Linked DNA regions of Homo sapiens: region 2 is linked to region 1. A link is a loop called in an ENCODE intact Hi-C map of the cell type or tissue named here. Cell type or tissue: mammary epithelial cell. All regions are shown on one strand. Links, peaks and the distances in the headings refer to the core of each region. The heading gives the core; the rest is flanking DNA.

Evidence for each region. Peaks named below come from ENCODE experiments on the same cell type or tissue, not always from the same donor. Only the 100,000 strongest peaks of a DNase experiment are listed, where the experiment ranks them.
Region 2: it touches region 1 in a loop (6-fold over the local background); 2 of 110 quality-filtered maps call a loop at or near these places.

What each region holds. Positions count from the first base shown.
Region 1 is chr6:47,042,979-47,051,321 of GRCh38, forward strand. No RefSeq gene overlaps it. Among named protein-coding and RNA genes, the nearest start is that of ADGRF1, 4.8 kb to the left of the region's middle. RefSeq lists an enhancer at 1,267-2,466. In mammary epithelial cell, for the core only: a CTCF peak has its summit at 4,773 (motif pointing left); DNase peaks (open chromatin) are centred at 1,613 and 4,733; H3K27ac peaks cover 3,021 bases.
Region 2 is chr6:46,634,054-46,642,396 of GRCh38, forward strand. It overlaps CYP39A1 (cytochrome P450 family 39 subfamily A member 1), which reads right to left. Exons shown (of 12, transcript NM_016593.5): 2 at 8,110-8,245; 3 at 5,441-5,615; 4 at 3,776-3,925; 5 at 2,336-2,429. Among named protein-coding and RNA genes, the nearest start is that of CYP39A1, 15 kb to the right of the region's middle. In mammary epithelial cell, for the core only: no CTCF peak of the experiment used is centred there; DNase peaks (open chromatin) are centred at 3,318 and 4,778; H3K27ac peaks cover 2,421 bases.

The DNA.
Region 1 (8,343 bases), core at 224-8,223:
GTCATCCAGTTTGAAAACTATGAAAGGTCAAGATTATTATGTGCTGTATCTTTAGCCACATTGGCTCATAAATTACTTTTGGTCAAGGTAATGAGCTACTAACAACCACGTCTAAATTAGCAATTTGTAATTCTGTTATGGAATAATGAAGGGGATAATAATATGTTAATTCTCAAAAATGCCACTGAAAAGAAAGCAAAGGATGTCTCTGAATTCAATTAATTTATTAATTTTCTTTTGTTTCTTTTAAGCACTCCACGTTTTACAAATGACTTGAGCTGGCTTACAATGTTAATGCATAAAATAAAATAGTGTGAGAATAAAAATTTTAAAATCATTATAAAACCTCTATATAAACTATAAAAAAGGAAACTATAAAGAGTCAATTAAGAAAAGTGATGCAAATAATAATCCCTGAAATTATTGTTTCATAAATTTGAAACTTATCTCTAGGACAGAACTTCCTAACAGTTAAAGAAAAGGGGAAGCTAGTCAGGTACACTGTTCTCACAATCAGGAAAGAGGAAGCATCTATGTTTTCATGAAAGAGTAAGTAAATTCTAATAGAAACATCTTTTTTAGAGTGAACAATATTCCCGTCAACATTTGAGCTTCTAATTGCATGTTGAAGACCTTTAGTGCTATGTGGGCCTAAACCCAGTATGACCCACTTGTCTTCCACACCAGCTGGGCCACTGATCCCTATCATACTTAACATGATTGGGTCTGGGTCTAGCCCACTGAAAAAGTTATCAAGAGAATGGGGCTTACCTGACAAACCCCAATTGTCAGGTAGACTCAAGCTTCAACCATTGTTCCTTTGTCCCCCATCAGCCTGGGTGGAAAAAAGCTAATCTCATAATCTAGTCGAGTTAATTCCATTCTCCTTCTGCTTGTTTTCTGTAGGGTTTTGCCTGTTTCACAGTCCACCAATTATAACTGTAGACCAAATTTCAATTCCGAAAGGATAAAGACTTCCAGACATACATACTCTTACTCAGTAGGTCCAATGTCTAAAGTTTTAAGATGAGAGATGCCATCTTCTCAGTTCAGTGCCACCCCTTTCCTATTGTCTATATTAAATTACAAGTGTTTAAAGTAATTCACTGACATCCTAGTAAGAATGTGTTTATAAAATGGAATTAATAATCTACTAATCACTAGAGCAAGAAAGTGGCCATGGAATTGGGTGGAAACAGTTGAAATGACCAACTAGTGTGGAGTTTAAGGTGGTGAGGGCTTGAAGCTGAGATGGAAGCTCTGTTATCCACCTTTGGCTCATTGTGTCACTGCAGCCCAACAACTTCCTAGGGCCAAGGTATGGCCCTCAGAACCAAAGGAAACCCTACATTGTCTCATTAGACCAAAAACACTTTAGCAGACACTAGTAGGTGAGGCAACCGGTAGACATCAATGATTCCATGAGCACATTGATTTTGGAGAAAATCTGAATCCAAACAGATGAATGCATTTAATAGTCTTTTAATTCCGTGTTTAATAGAAGGAAGTCATAGTACGTCCAATATTCAGATTGTTTCATAAATAAGGTGTGTTTTTGAAACTGATGACTCACCAAAAAGCAGTTTACTCACCGCTTCTAATTTCCTGCTAAGAATCTGTTAGTGCACGCAACACTAAATTCCTCAGTACTTCCTGGTGAGTTTGAGGAGCTCTCTGGTCCTTGCAAAGGACACAGTGCAAAAGGAAGCAGCATGGGTTTATGCACTGTGGCAGCATTCGGACATCTTATTACCTTAAGAGCTCAGGACAAAGCCAACCTTCTGAGTGCAGAGCTGTGGAGCTTTGTTGCCCCTCTAGTTTGATTGTAATGTTTCACAGGCATGAACAAGGTGTTCACTTGAGCATAAGAAGCCAGGTAAACAAATTTATTTTGGTTCATCTGGTCAACTTTACATTCCACAAATGCTGGGGGGAAAAAAAAGAAGAAGAAGAAAGGCCTGGGGCTGAGGAAGAGCTTCAAGCCTTCTAACTTCATCTGTTGGTGTTGGTTTAGTGAAGAGTCTGGTTGCTTGGTTTCCAAGCAAAAGAGCAGGGTCCCACAAATAAACAGCAATAAGCCTGAGTCCTGGGAGAAAGAAAATGCAAACAGAATCATGTTATTGAAACTAGTTATCTAAATTCATATGTCAACAAACTGTCCCTGAGTGAGTACTCGGTGTGAAACAATATCTAAATTAGACAGATCAGCAGGTGAACCAGAAAAGGACAGGAACCCAATTACAGAAGGACCCTGATGCCCATGTCCATACATCAGAAGTGCTGGACATTCTTTGAGTTTGGTCATAAAGAAGTTTTACCCCAGGGGCTGCAAACACAAACGGCAGACTTGAGTGATGTGATGATGCAGGAGTGTGAAAGACCCTGGACTGTTTCAGGTGGTTTTATTCCATAGTTGCAAAATGTTTGAAAGCACTATATATATGTATATGTATATATTGCAAGTATAATTTTTTTAACTGAAAGGAGGAGTAAAAAAGAGAAGAGTTGAGTATAAACTGTAAATTTCAGCGAGACGATTCTTCTGACTACTATGATAAAAGTCTTATCAAAGCTGATACAGGCTCTTCATACTCGGAACAAGGGCTTAAGATAAGGAGAGGTGGGTTTGAAATTATGAAGCTACCTAAGGACAAGCATTGGACACTGTGACTTATGAGAAATTGCTTTTATCAGAGGGGTAGGGTAGCATTGTGTTATAATTGAGACCTGGACAGCTAATTAGAGGAAGAGAAGAACTACCAAGCACTTAGTATCAGCCAACATTTTGTTGTTGTTGTTGAGACAGGGTCTCACTCTGTCGCCCAGGCTGGAATGCAGTGGCATTATCTCATCTCGCTGCAACCTCTGCTTCCCGGGCTCAAGCGATTCTCCAGCCTCAGTCTCCCAAGCAGTTTGGACCACAGGCGTGAGCCACCAATGTTAATTTTTGTATTTTTTGTAGAGGCGGGGTTTTGCCATGTTGTCCAGGCTGGTATTGAACTCCTGAGCTCAAAGCGATCCTCCTGCTTCAGCCTCCCAAAGTGTTGTAATTACAGGTGTAAGTCACAGTTCCTGGCTTAGCAAACTTTTTTTTAAATTTTTTGTTTTTAATTTGTATGGGCACATAGTAGGTATAAGTTTTTATGGGGTACATGAGATATTTTGATACAGGCATACAATGTGTAATCATCACCTCAAACCTTTGCGGTTATGCAGCATCATTTCTTTGTGTTACAAACATTCCAATTATACACTTTAAGGTATTTTTAAATGTTTAGTAAATTGTTATTGAATATAGTCACCCCATTGTGCTATCAAACACTAGATCTTATTTATTCTACCTAATGATATTTTTGTACCCATTAACCATCCCCACTCCCCCACTGCCCACTACTCTTCCCAGCCTCTGGAAATCATCATTCTTTTCTCTACTTCCATCAGTTTAATTGTTTTAGTTTTAGCTCCCACAAATCAGTGAGAACATGTGAAGTTTGTCTTTCTTTACCTGGCATATTTCACTAAATGTCCTCCAGCTCCATCCACGTTGTTGCAAATGACAAGATCTCATTCTTTTTTTTGTTGTTGGTTTCTTTCTTTTTTTTTTTTTGTGGTGGATCAGCCAACATTTACGGAGTACTTCCTATGTGCCAAGTACTGTTGTGATCATTTTTCATGTGTTTTTATACGTTCTGCAACCCTATTTTATAGACAATGGAGTGAAGGCATCGAGCAGTTAAGTGAATGGTGAGCCAGAAAATCAACACAACCTGACTTCAAAGTCTGTTCTGTCACACTATTCTCTACTGCTTCCTAAAGACAGATGAAAAATACAAATAGAAGTGTCTGACCCTTGCTAAATATCCAAAGAAAAAGCAAAGGCAAACCAGGTACTAATGAGATAGAACATTCTTATCATCTGAACCTTCCATAATAAATTGGAGAGCCATCAAAATCCTATAGAGTCCACACTTCATTTTATTCAAGAAGTAAGCTTCAAGTGTCACTAAATTCAAGGTCCTGTGTAAATCTGGCAGTTGGTCAAGACGGTATCTGTGGCCTTTAATCAGTTCAGAATGTACAGTATTGATACAGAATTATTATTCTCTGTACAGAATGTACACAGATAACACTGAGAAGAGAAAGCTATAACCTATAAAATAAGTGATAATCCTTTTTCCCCTTCACTCCGTCTGTGTTTAAAATAAGAGTTATACAGCACCAAGAAGCCCACCTCTCCAAGCTCAAAAGATCCTCGTGAGGCCATAGGAAAGGTACAGCTGCAGGCACCAGAACACACCCCCTGCAATCACAGGAGGTGCAGGAATTCTACAGGGTCGGGACAGCCTCAATAGAGAATCTGCTATATCTTACAAGAATCCTCCTTTTTACCATGCAGATTCTAGAGTTCCAGACCCTTTACAGTAAGATGCATTTCTCCACCAGCCTATAGCATCAGAGAAAAATAACACAAGCAAGGCTTCTGGAGAACACTCATGAGTCTGCTGGATTAGAGGCTCACACCCAACAGACTCAGAGTGCAAAGGGTCCTTCCTGTGGATGAGAAGCTCTTCTAGAACAAAATTAAGCTGCTTCCGTCCCTGGGCACTTTTGCTCTGGTGTCATGGCCGTGCTCAACTTCCTCATGAGGACAAACATCTGAAGATGTGACCTGAGATTAGGACATTCTTTTTCACTTACGTATTGTTTCAGCAAACCCCACATTGACTCCAGCACTTCCAAATGTCCTTTAGGCAAAGAGAGACATCTAGTGGCCAAGATTCACAACGTTGTAGCGGCCACCTGTTTACAAAATCACTATGCGGTACAATCACTTAATTTACCATGAAGGTGACTGAGGGACTTAATGGAGGAGGCAGGAGAAGGAGCAGTCCAAACCAGGTAACCTCTGTGACCTGAGTTGCCTTGTCCAGTTTTTCAGGACATAGATTCTGCTTGGAGCAGAGTTCATTCATTCATCTATTTATTCATTTGACAAGCATTTATACTGTCTACTAGGTACAAGACACTGTGTTAAGCCTCAGGACTTCAAAATCTATAAATACACTCTTCAAGCATCTATAATGGAGAAGGTAGGCCAGCAACAATCAGTTAAAATATGTTACGATAGGGGCTGAACACACTGTGCCACAGAAGGCTGTAGGAGAGGCACTTACATGAATCTTTGAGGATAAGAAAAAGCGTTTAAAACACAGGTCTCAAACTGGCACCCTGTGGGCCCCATCTGGCCAGCAGATGTGTTTTGTTTGGACCATGCTTTGTTTTTCTAACTCTGAATTAGTTGCCGACATTTAAACATCAGGGGATTTCACATAAAAATCCAAATTTCAGCTTCTTTTGGAAAATAAGAAGATCTGAAAACATTGGTTTGTATTCCTGCAGGGTCACATTCAATTGGAGCTGCTTTCTTAATGTTTTTACATAACAGTCAATAATGTCTCTGCATAACAGCTTCTTTTAATAAAATGTTGGTAAATTTTACATGAACAAGGTAGAAAACTCAAAATTACAAAAGCATATTCAGTAAACTACCCTTGTTCCACAACTAACCAATCTTCACCTACAAAAGCGCCCACTTTACCAGTTAGAAATTGTATAAATGCATATCCTTCTCTCACAGTTTACACCAAAGTTAATATTACCTGGATTTAAAATATAAACACAAAATATGAAACTTTAAAGACAGTAGAAGAAAACAGTTGTTGCTGATACATTCTTTAAATAATGTGTTGGTTTAATGGCAAAGGTATTCCTAAAGTAAGAACAAAACCTAGATGTCACAAAAAGAAAAAAATGGTATTTTTTTGGTGTCTTCACATAAAAAGGAGAAAAGATTCTGCAAGGTCAGCAATACAATAAACAGCATCCAAATAGAAATAATGATCTGGAAAAAAAGAAGCTATTTTCAATTTATTTAATAAATTTTTCCTAATATGCAAATAGTTCTTTGGAATCAATGAAAAAAGACAATCAACCAGATAAATAGACAAAAGGATATAAATAAATCCACCAAAAAAGCATACAAATAGTTCTAAAGTCTATGAAAAGCAAGGAAACATCTAGGATAACTTGAAAAATGAAGACTAAAGCAATGATGGGATATTATTTTTACCTCTCAGGTAAAAGATCAAAAGCGTTAATGACAACATTGTTGCAGGTAGGAGGAAATAGGCAGTGTCATATATAACTAGCGGGAATATAAGTCAGTAAATCTGTACCAAATGTTTACATTTACATATCACTTGACTTAGCAATTCTATTTCTAGAAATACAACCTACACACATACTTTCATATGTGCAAAATGATATGTATACAATGCAGAATTATTTCTAATATGCTGATTGAAAGTAATCTAAAAGTCCATCAGTAGGTGCGGTGAATTGTATTTGTTTAAAATATATTATATATGCAAGACATGAACCTTTTTTGTTTTGAGAAATTGAAATTTTGAGGTTGTTACTATATTGTAATCTAGCTTAAGCATACAGAAATTGGTACTAAGAGTGGGGTAAAGCTGCCATAAGAGAAATCTGACAATGTATGACATTTGCTTCTTGTCTGGCCAATGAGCAGCAAAGAAATTGTTCTTGGAAACCATATGGGCATGACCTATATAAGAAACCTTTGTGCTTGGCATGGTGGCTCACGCCTGTAATCCTAAAACTTTGGGAGGCCACGGTGGGCGGATCACTTGAGGTCTGGAGTTTGAGGCCAGCCTTGCCAACATGGCGAAACCCCATCTTTACTACAAATACAAAAATTCGCCAGGCATGGTACTGCATGCCTGTAATGCCAGCTACGCAGGAGGCTGAGGCAGGAGAATCGCCTGAACCTGGGAGGCGGAGGTTGCAATGAGTCGAGATTGCAACACTGCACTCCAGCCTGGGCAACAGAGTGAGACTCCATCTCAAAAATAAATAAATAAATAAAAATTTTAAAAAGAGAAACGTGTGATAAATGTGAATGGCAGTTAATATGCTGAACGAGTTTCAGGCTTCAAGCAAGAAAGTTGCAATCCCTTTTACTACAGCTAGTGGTTCTCTTGTCAGTACAATGCTCTTAAAACATAATTGTCACCTCATTTGTTTCATTCCAATCAGCTGCACGTGCCATCATATACGCCTCACATTCTTTTCCAAGCAGTACCTTGAGTCTATCAGGCGTCAGTGGCAGAGCCACACCTTTGGTTTCTTTTCCGGAGTAATTTTATCCACCTGAAAGACTTAGAGCCACCTTACTCATTCCCAGTGTTGAAGGAAAAAGATTTGACGGCCATATCCGTGACTCACTTCTTGTTATTAGGCTTGGATATAATTGGTTTTATATCCAAACCAAGACCACCTCAGTTTTATATTTTATTAGTTAGAGATAGGAATTAGTTACATCTTCTCTCTGATAAGTCCCAGAATTTATGGACTTTTGTTTTTTAATTTTACTTCCATTTGCAAAGTAGCCACCTTTTTCTTGAAATACACAGTCTAAACAATCTGTAGTTTCTTTTGCTGTGCAGAAGCTCTTTAGTTTAATTAGATCCCATTTGTCAATTTTGGCTTTTGTTGCCATTGCTTTTGGTGTTTTGGACATGAAGTCCTTGCCCACGCCTATGTCCTGAATGGTAATGCCTAGGTTTTCTTCTAGGGTTTTCATGGTTTTAGGTCTAACGTTTAAATCTTTAATCCATCTTGAATTGATTTTTGTATAAGGTGTAAGGAAGGGATCCAGTTTCAGCTTTCTACATATGGCTAGCCAGTTTTCCCAGCACCATTTATTAAATAGGGAATCCTTTCCCCATTGCTTGTTTTTCTCAGGTTTGTCAAAGATCAGATAGTTGTAGGTATGTGGCGTTATTTCTGAGGGCTCTGTTCTGTTCCATTGATCTATATCTCTGTTTTGGTACCAGTACCATGCTGTTTTGGTTACTGTAGCCTTGTAGTATAGTTTGAAGTCAGATAGTGTGATGCCTCCAGCTTCTGCACAGCAAAAGAAACTACCATCAGAGTGAACAGGCAACCTACAACATGGGAGAAAATTTTCGCAACCTACTCATCTGACAAAGGGCTAATATCCAGAATCTACAATGAACTCAAACAAATTTACAAGAAAAAAACAAACAACCCCATCAAAAAGTGGGCGAAGGACATGAACAGACACTTCTCAAAAGAAGACATTTATGCAGCCAAAAAATACATGAAAAAATGCTCATCATCACTGGCCATCAGAGAAATGAAAATCAAAACCACTATGAGATACCATCTCACACCAGTTAGAATGGCAATCATTAAAAAGTCAGGAAACAACAGGTGCTGGAGAGGATGTGGAGAAAT
Region 2 (8,343 bases), core at 96-8,095, 410 kb before region 1:
AATAATGATATGGTTTGGCTACGAAGCCACCAAAATCTCATCTTGAATTCCCACATGTTGTGGTAGGGATCCAGTGGGAGGTAACCGAATCATGGGAGCAGGTCTTTCTAGTGCTGTTCTCGTGATGGTGAATAAGTCCCATGAGATCTGATGGTTTTACAAAGGGAAGTTTCCCCACACAAGCTCTCTCTCCTTTTGCCTGCCACCATCCATGTAAGATGTTACTTGATCCTCCTTGCCTTCCACCATGATTGTGAGGCCTCCCCAGCCATGTGGAACCATTAAACCTCTTTCTTTTGTAAATTGCCCAGTCTCGGGTATGTCTTTTTCACCAACATGAAAACGGACTAATACAAATAGGGAGTTAAGAGTACCTATGATTAAAAATACCTCATTTCTTCAGAGTAAGAAAAATAAATGCTATTCTAGAGGTATTGTTGGTAGGGAATTTTACTTTTTTTTTCTTTTTGCTTTTTTTTTTTTTTTGAGATGGAGTTTCACTCTGTCACCCAGGTTGGAGTGCAGTGGCGCAATCTCGGCGCACCATAACCTCCGCCTCCCAGGTTCAAGCAATTCTCCTGCCTCAGCCTCCTGAGTAGCTGGGATTACAGGCGCGCACCACCATGCCAGGCTAATTTTTGTATTTTTAGTAGAGATGAGGTTTCACCATGTTCGCCAGGCTGATCTCGAACTTCTGACCTTAGGTGATCCACCCACCTTGGCCTCCCAAAGTGCTGGGATTACAGGCGTGAGCCACAGCACCCAGCCTTAGCAGGGAATTTTAACTGGGAATTTAAAAACTCTGTTTGCTAGGCCCATAGATTACAGATCTATCTCGATACATCTTTTATATACATGTGCTTTTGCCCCTAAGTCCTGGAAAATAATGCAAAGAACATGTGTGTTTGTCTGGGTTGTTTACACAACAAAAATATTAGCTGAAACACAGTTTGTCAATGAAGGGCCTTCCAGTATGGCTTCCTATTCCCTTTATTCAGGAAGGAGATACCTAAACATTCACATAGTCCTTTTTCCTAAGGCCATCTTCCTTTCTAGTTTTAAGCAAAGCTGTTTGTGATAATATTTGCTATTTAACTAAAAACAAACAAAAACTTTTGATGCCATCTTTAAATATAAAAATGTTTGAAGAGTTTTTTTAAATGATGATAACAATGATAAGCTCCTATCCAGTCCTCTGTTCTCAGTGCTTTACAAAAATTAAATCATTTAATTCCCACAACTTTATGCGGTGAGGAAACTGAGGCCAAGAGACTAGGTACTGTGCCCAAGGTTACATAACCAGTGACTGGATTTGAGCCTAGACAGTCCAGACCAAATGAAACCCAGTCTCTGTGGGCAGACCCTGGCCTCAGACAGTTTTCAAAAGCTCCCAGAGTGATTCTAATGAGAGGCAGAGGTGAGAACCATTCATTAGCAAGCATCTGAACCAAAGGTAAGGCTTGTTAAAGCAGATTGTCTACCTCAGAGGTGTTTGTTTGTTTGTTTGTTTGTTTTTGAGACAGGATTTCGCTCTGTCATCCAGGCTGGAGTGCAGGGGCACAATCAGGGTTTGCTGCAGCTTTCACTTCCCCAGGCTCAAGTGTGATCCTCCCACCTCAGCCTCCTGAGTAGCCGGTACCACAGGTGTGTGCAACCATGCCTGGCTAATTTTTTATATATATAATTATTTGTAGAGACCAGGTCTTGCTATGTTGCCCAGGTTGGTCTCGAACTCCTGGGCTTAAGCAATTCTCCTGCGTCGGCCCCCCAAAGTGCTGGGATTACAGGCGTGAGCCACCATGCCTGGCCTACTGCAGAGTTTCTGACTGAGTCCCAGGTGATGCTGGTGCTGTCGGTTTATGGGCCACATTTGAAGAACCACAGATCTGGAATAACGCTTAGGGCACAGGTTCCTAGTGCCTGGCTTTTTAAATTATACTATTCTGCTTCCTTGCATCTGAAGAAACAACTAACGGTAGTGGCATCAACAACAAAGCCTATTTTGTAGAGCTTTGTTTTTCCTAATTTGCCATTAGTTTCACCTGTCGCTATTGACACAGCCAACTGTATGATAACACAGAAATCAATACGGAACATCGGAATTGTATTTTTTTGCTCGTTGTCTCTGGTTTTTTCTTATGTGGAATAGGATACCTCTTCTACATAGGTTGTTGTGATGATGTAACAGTGAAATAATGTATCTCAACATGTCCAGTACAGTGGTTGACACAAAAATGGTATCTAATCAATCTCATGTGTTTTAGCAAAATATATTTTAACAACAATAATTTATTACTATCTTTACATTAGCAAAAGAAAGGTAAGAAATACTTACCATGGAATTATCTTTTGCAGATTTACATGCTTTTATATCTGGAATGTTTTTCTCAAACAGTTCCAGGAACCACTTTTTGGATTTTGACCAGTTTCTACATGAGAAAAAATATATATAGAAATTAATTGGAAAGCACTTTAGGAATAACAGGTCACAGCATAAAAAAGGGATGTCTGTGGAATTAAAATTAGTTCTCCAAATTTATTCTTCATTTTCAGGTATAATTTCATGGAAGGTCTACCTTCGGAATGATTAGTCCACAAAGACAGCTGGGGAGGCAGAGCAACTACATTTTAGTGTCTTTTGTAAATAAAACTTTGGAGTCCTACTGGATTGGCACTGAATAAGAAGGCAGAACCCACACTTGCTTGGTCTGCCTTTACTGTGGCTGCTGTAAGTTGCAGGAGGATGAAAACCCAATGCACAGAACCAATCGCTGACTTAAGCCGGGAAAAACAAACTGGCTCTCATCTTCTAAATCTTGTCTGAACAGTCACCATTGTAGATGAATGGTCTACGTAGGCTATGGTCTGAATGTCTGTGTCTCTCCCAAATCTTTATATGTTGAAATCCTAACCCCCAAGGTGATGTCATTAGGAGGTGGGGGTCTTTGGATGGTAGCTATGTTCTGAGGCTACAGCCCTCATGAAAAGGAGTACTAACCTTATGAACAGGGTCTGAGGGAGTCTGTCTGCCCCTTTTACCACATGAGAATGCAGTGAAAAATTGGGAGTCTGCAACCCGGAAGGAGCCCTCACCAGAACATGACCATGCTGGCCCGCTCATTTCAGACCCCCAGCCTCCAGGGCAATGAGAAATAGCCCTCACCAGAACGTGACCATGCTGGCACCCTCATCTCAGGCCTCCAGCCTCCAGGGCGATGAGAAATAAATTTCTGTTGTTTATAAGCCTCCCAGTCTATGATACTTTGTTATAGCAACCCATATGGAGAAAGACATAGAGCCACTGCCAAGAAATTTCAAAATCATGCAGTTACTTTGCATGTGCCTCATTTTACAAACATTTGTCTGAACCAACTGTGAGAAATGCATTTAACCACGCCCATGTTTGCCTCAGAGAGAATGAGGAGCACAGTGTCTGATTCTGAGACTGCTCAGGTTGACGATTTAGCAGGAATCTTAACTGTAGCAATGAGTGCAATAATAAAAAGCTGTACATGGGATAAAAGACCTCAAAATAAATTCTTAATCCCATCGATCTCTTTCTCTCTTTTGTTTTTGTTCATCACAATAAGAAAAGCATCTCTCTTCCTTGGTCCTCCTTCAATTCACATACAGACACCAAAAACAAACAGGTCATAAGAAACGGCTTCTCTCCCACTTAAACTGCTGTTACATCTACTTAGAACAGAAAAATGAGAGGTGTTGAATTGCTGAGATAAGCTTGGTCAATGAATTAATTATAGGAAACAACTGTTACCTTAGAAGACACTCTGGCAACTGGGACCCATACTCAAAATCTTCATCATAAACTTGAAAATACTGATGGAACTCCTTGATTTTTTTCTTGTTTGTGGAAAACAAACTTTTATTAAAGAGCATATTCACTGTGACTGGATAAAGGAGATGTCTACAAAGACAGAAACACACAAAAAGTCAGACCCGAAGACCAAAGAAGAAAGGCAAAGGATACAAAGCAAGGCATTATTTCATAGCAATATATGGGGAGCAGATAATAGGTGACAGATTCTCTTGGGAAAAAGTCACTCTTAAGAAGTTTTGATATTTGCTTACTGTGGTCAAGATAATACAGGGGGAACTGAAACTGTGGTTTGATTTATCTGAAGATATTTAAATGCTTTCTAAACAAGCTTATTAGACTCTGACAAATATGAGATAATAAATAAACTGATCTAATACAATTCAACAATAATTTATTTAGCAAATAATAGTAGCTAAGATATAGTCCATGCCTTTAGACAGCAACAACAACAATAACAACAACAACAACAACAAAGATTCAGGGCAATATTAGTCACCAAATTCCCTAATTTCTCACAGGATCCCATAAATTCAAACTATTGCCCATTGAAATATAGTACATATCATCAATAAGTTTTACCATTAAGAGAATAAAGTGATTACTGTAGCATACTTAAGATAAAGAATATAAAATATTGTTAACATGCCTTAAAACACTTAATACTGTTTATTTAATTTTTATTTACCATCCCTTCATAATTTCCTCCACCCAAAGTTTTAAAAATATCCAAGAATATTTTGTTCATTTCAATATCTTCATTTTGTTATAGATATTGGGTATGCTTCAGCACATTTTTAAATTTGGTTGTTTTTGTGTCCCCCCTCCACCCCCTACTACTGGACCTCTAACAAAATGTTCACTGTCATTCTGAGTCTGAACTGCTCAATCTTGCCTTGGGCATTCCAGGATTCCTGCTGAGATGGCAAAGTGACTCAGGTAACTTCAACTTACGAAATCTCTTTATGCATGTGGGAAATTTTCTCATGTCTCCCATGCCCAGACTTTAACTTTTCCAGAAAGCTTCAGAATGGGGCTGACTCCGTCTGCTGCTCTTCCCTGTCTCTTGGGATCTCCCTTAATAGAGGACCCTGGGGCTCAGTCCTGAGGCCCACACTGACTTTGCCTGAGCCACTTGTTAAGTAACACAAACATCTCCTGGACTTTTTTCACCACTTTATGATTCCATTCTCTCCCCTATCCTCTCAACGTCCTCTCATTCTAATAATAGCAAATTGCACTGAATGTTTTATCAAAATTCTACAGGAAGTATGAAAATTATAAGAAGAAAATCCGTGTAGTTTATACACAAATGTATGGAATGACTAAGGATAAATTACTGCAAATGTATTACAATGACTGTATTGGCTTGTTTGCTCACCATAAAATAGAAATGCTAAACTGAATTAGAATTTAAAAGATTGGTGACAGAGCGAGACTCTATCTCAAAAAAAAATAATTTAAAAGATTAAAATAATCTCTTAATAGCCTAGTTAGGTAGATTTCATTAATCAACCTGACAATGTTTGAAGTCCAATCTATAGGTTTCAATTTTTTTATTTAAAACAAAAAGCAAGACTAAATCATACTAATGCGTCTATTTACCTTACTAAGTTGTTCAGGTCCATTGTCCCATGAGTGCCTAAATTCTCCAGTTGTTCATGTAATTCTTCAGTCAGTTGCCCAGTAAACTGATGGAGATTGACAGTCCCCATTTTCCCTTTCAACATAATATAGAGTTTTTCATGCAGTGCTAAAAAGACATTCTTTGGAATTGATGCTATGAACAAAGAAAACTATTTTCAAAATAAGCAACAACTCCTTGAAACACACAGTCAATATATATCTACTATTATTTGGTCAGCAGGGACTACAGCCAAAGTCCTCTCAGTACATAAGGTCACCTCCCATAAATAAAAGTAGATAAAGATTCAACCTATTCTCGACTGAGTGTGGTGGCTCACAACTGTAATCCCAGAACTTTGGGAGAACAAGGCAGGTGGATCACTTGAGGTCAGAAGTTCCAGACCAGCCTGACCAACATGGTGAAACCCTGTCTCTACTAAAAATAGGAAAATTAGCCGGCTGTGGCGGGCACCTGTAATCCCAGCTACTGGGGAGGCTGAGGCAGAAGAATCGCTTGAACCCAGGAGTTGGAGTCGCAGTGAGCCAACATCACACCACTGCACTCCAGCCTGGGTGACAGAGAGAGACTTTATCTCAAAACAAACAAATAAAAAAGATTCAACGTATTCTGTGAGATGATGGAAATCTATTCACTTTAAGGGATAATCTATAAATGGGTGATTAAGAGAGCTGGTATTTTCAGCCCTTCTCCCTCAAAATCTACAGTCCAGATACATTAAAAACATATTTTACATATCCCAGCATTTCAGAGGCTGTTCTGTCTGCTCAGAATGTTCTCTCCTTTATTATACCCATATCTACTCCCACCCAATCCCACACACTTATACCTATGAGCCTCAAACTTCTCCTGCAAATTTCTATTTGTCCTTCAAGTGTCTTCTTGAACACTACTTCCACCAGGAGGCCTTTCCTAACCCCATGAATAGCTTTGAGCCCACTATTTTCTTTATGTTAGTATTCGTGCTCCTTCTATAACACACATTCCTAATTAGAAATTGTGGTTTATTGTTTACTCATTTCTTTATATTTTTATTTTATCTTGTTTTATTGACCTTGAAGTAACTTTTTCTGTTTTAAAAAAATTTTGAATTTTATTTTAGATTCAAAGGGTACATGTGCAGGTTTGTTATACAAGTATATTGTGTTATGCTGAGGTTTGGGGCATGATTAATCCCATCACTCAGGTAATGAGCACAGTACTCAATAGTTAGTTTTTCAACCTTTGCCCCCTGCCGCCCACCCCCCTCCCTCTAGTAGTCCCCTGTGTCCATTGTTGTCATTTTATTGAAGTAACTTTTTCAAAGAATAAGTTTTAATTTTGTATTTCGTCATCCTATTACGTGTAAGATACATTTTGTGTAAGTTAATGAAAAACAGTTTTTAGATTTCCTGAGCATACATCTTCTCTATGTTACCATACCAGTATAGTATGTATACTATGCTACTATACATATACTATGCTGGTATGTATAGTATGCTACTATACATCTTCTGTATGTATAGTAGCATACATCTACTATATGGGAGGGATGGGAAGCTGACTCAAGAATAAATATTAATATATTTCATCTGTTCAATGAAATATTTAAACATGAAAGTCCCCAGAGGAGGCTCAGGTGAAAAAAACTCAATCATTTCCATACACCTCTGATAGGTAACTTAGTAAATTTTTCTGAAGGGATACGCGACTCTACAGATCAAAGGCCTTCAAAATATTTATATTATTTGATCTAAAATTCCATAGTCCAAGTATCAAGAAGCACTAAATAATCAAATAATTTCACCAACAGGTTGTGATGATCATGCATACAAGAAGAAAAAATATATATAATTCTATTGATTACTGGTAGCTTTTAAAACAAACTTTCTTGTCTTAATGGCAAGAAATGCACAAAAGGTTACATGAAAAGGAACCAAAGAAGAAAAAAGGGAAACAGAGAGAAAGAAGCCACAGAGAATAGAAGCAAGCAAAAACATTGTGAAAGCACAAAAAAGAACCAGACACAAATTGAACCAGCTCTGCGTTCCAGGGAGGACACATGGCCCCAGTACACACAATTGCAGCCTAGGAAGAAATGAAGGCAGACAGCCATACTGGAAGCATGCTGACTGTACAATCTGGTAGTCTCTGAAGATGGAGGATTTGTGAAAGGGCAAGTCAAGCTCCCATTGACCATAACAGCCCTATAAAATTTGTCAGGAAATGCCACTGTAAAGGATTTACTAAGCCATGGAATTCTAGTTTCAGGGACTGAGTAACATGTAACCAGTCCAAGAGCTGTACCCTGTAGAACACTGTATACACAGCAGTGGAACAGAGTTAGTGACATCTTGGAAGCTGTAACATGATACAGATTCCAAATATTCTCTAAAGAAAACATCAATGAGGTAACCTTATCACTTTCACGTGTCTAATTCAAATCTAAATGTATTAGGCTGCCATTCATTTGCATTTCAATGGCCAAACTATTCTACCCATAACTCTTTCCTCTTCTACCCATACCTCAAGAATAAAATAATGGACCCTCATCATTCTTGATAGAGGAATGAGGATGTAATTTTTACCTAAAACTACTCCTGGATTCCAATGTTGGATTTCGAATGGACTATCTGAAAATATTCTTTACCTGTACGATAAACGATATTTTGCACTGCTAGTTCAAAATCTACTTTTTTGGATTTTAGAAACACATTAATTCCTTCTTCTTCAGTAACAAAGGTCATTCGGTTTCCCATAGCAAAGACTGTAAATATTGGTCCATACTGAAATAAAACAAACATAGATTATATTAGTAAGCATTCCTAAGCCATGTTTAAGACCATTCTCCTCAAGAATCCTAATGCTGAAGTTATAGTCAAAA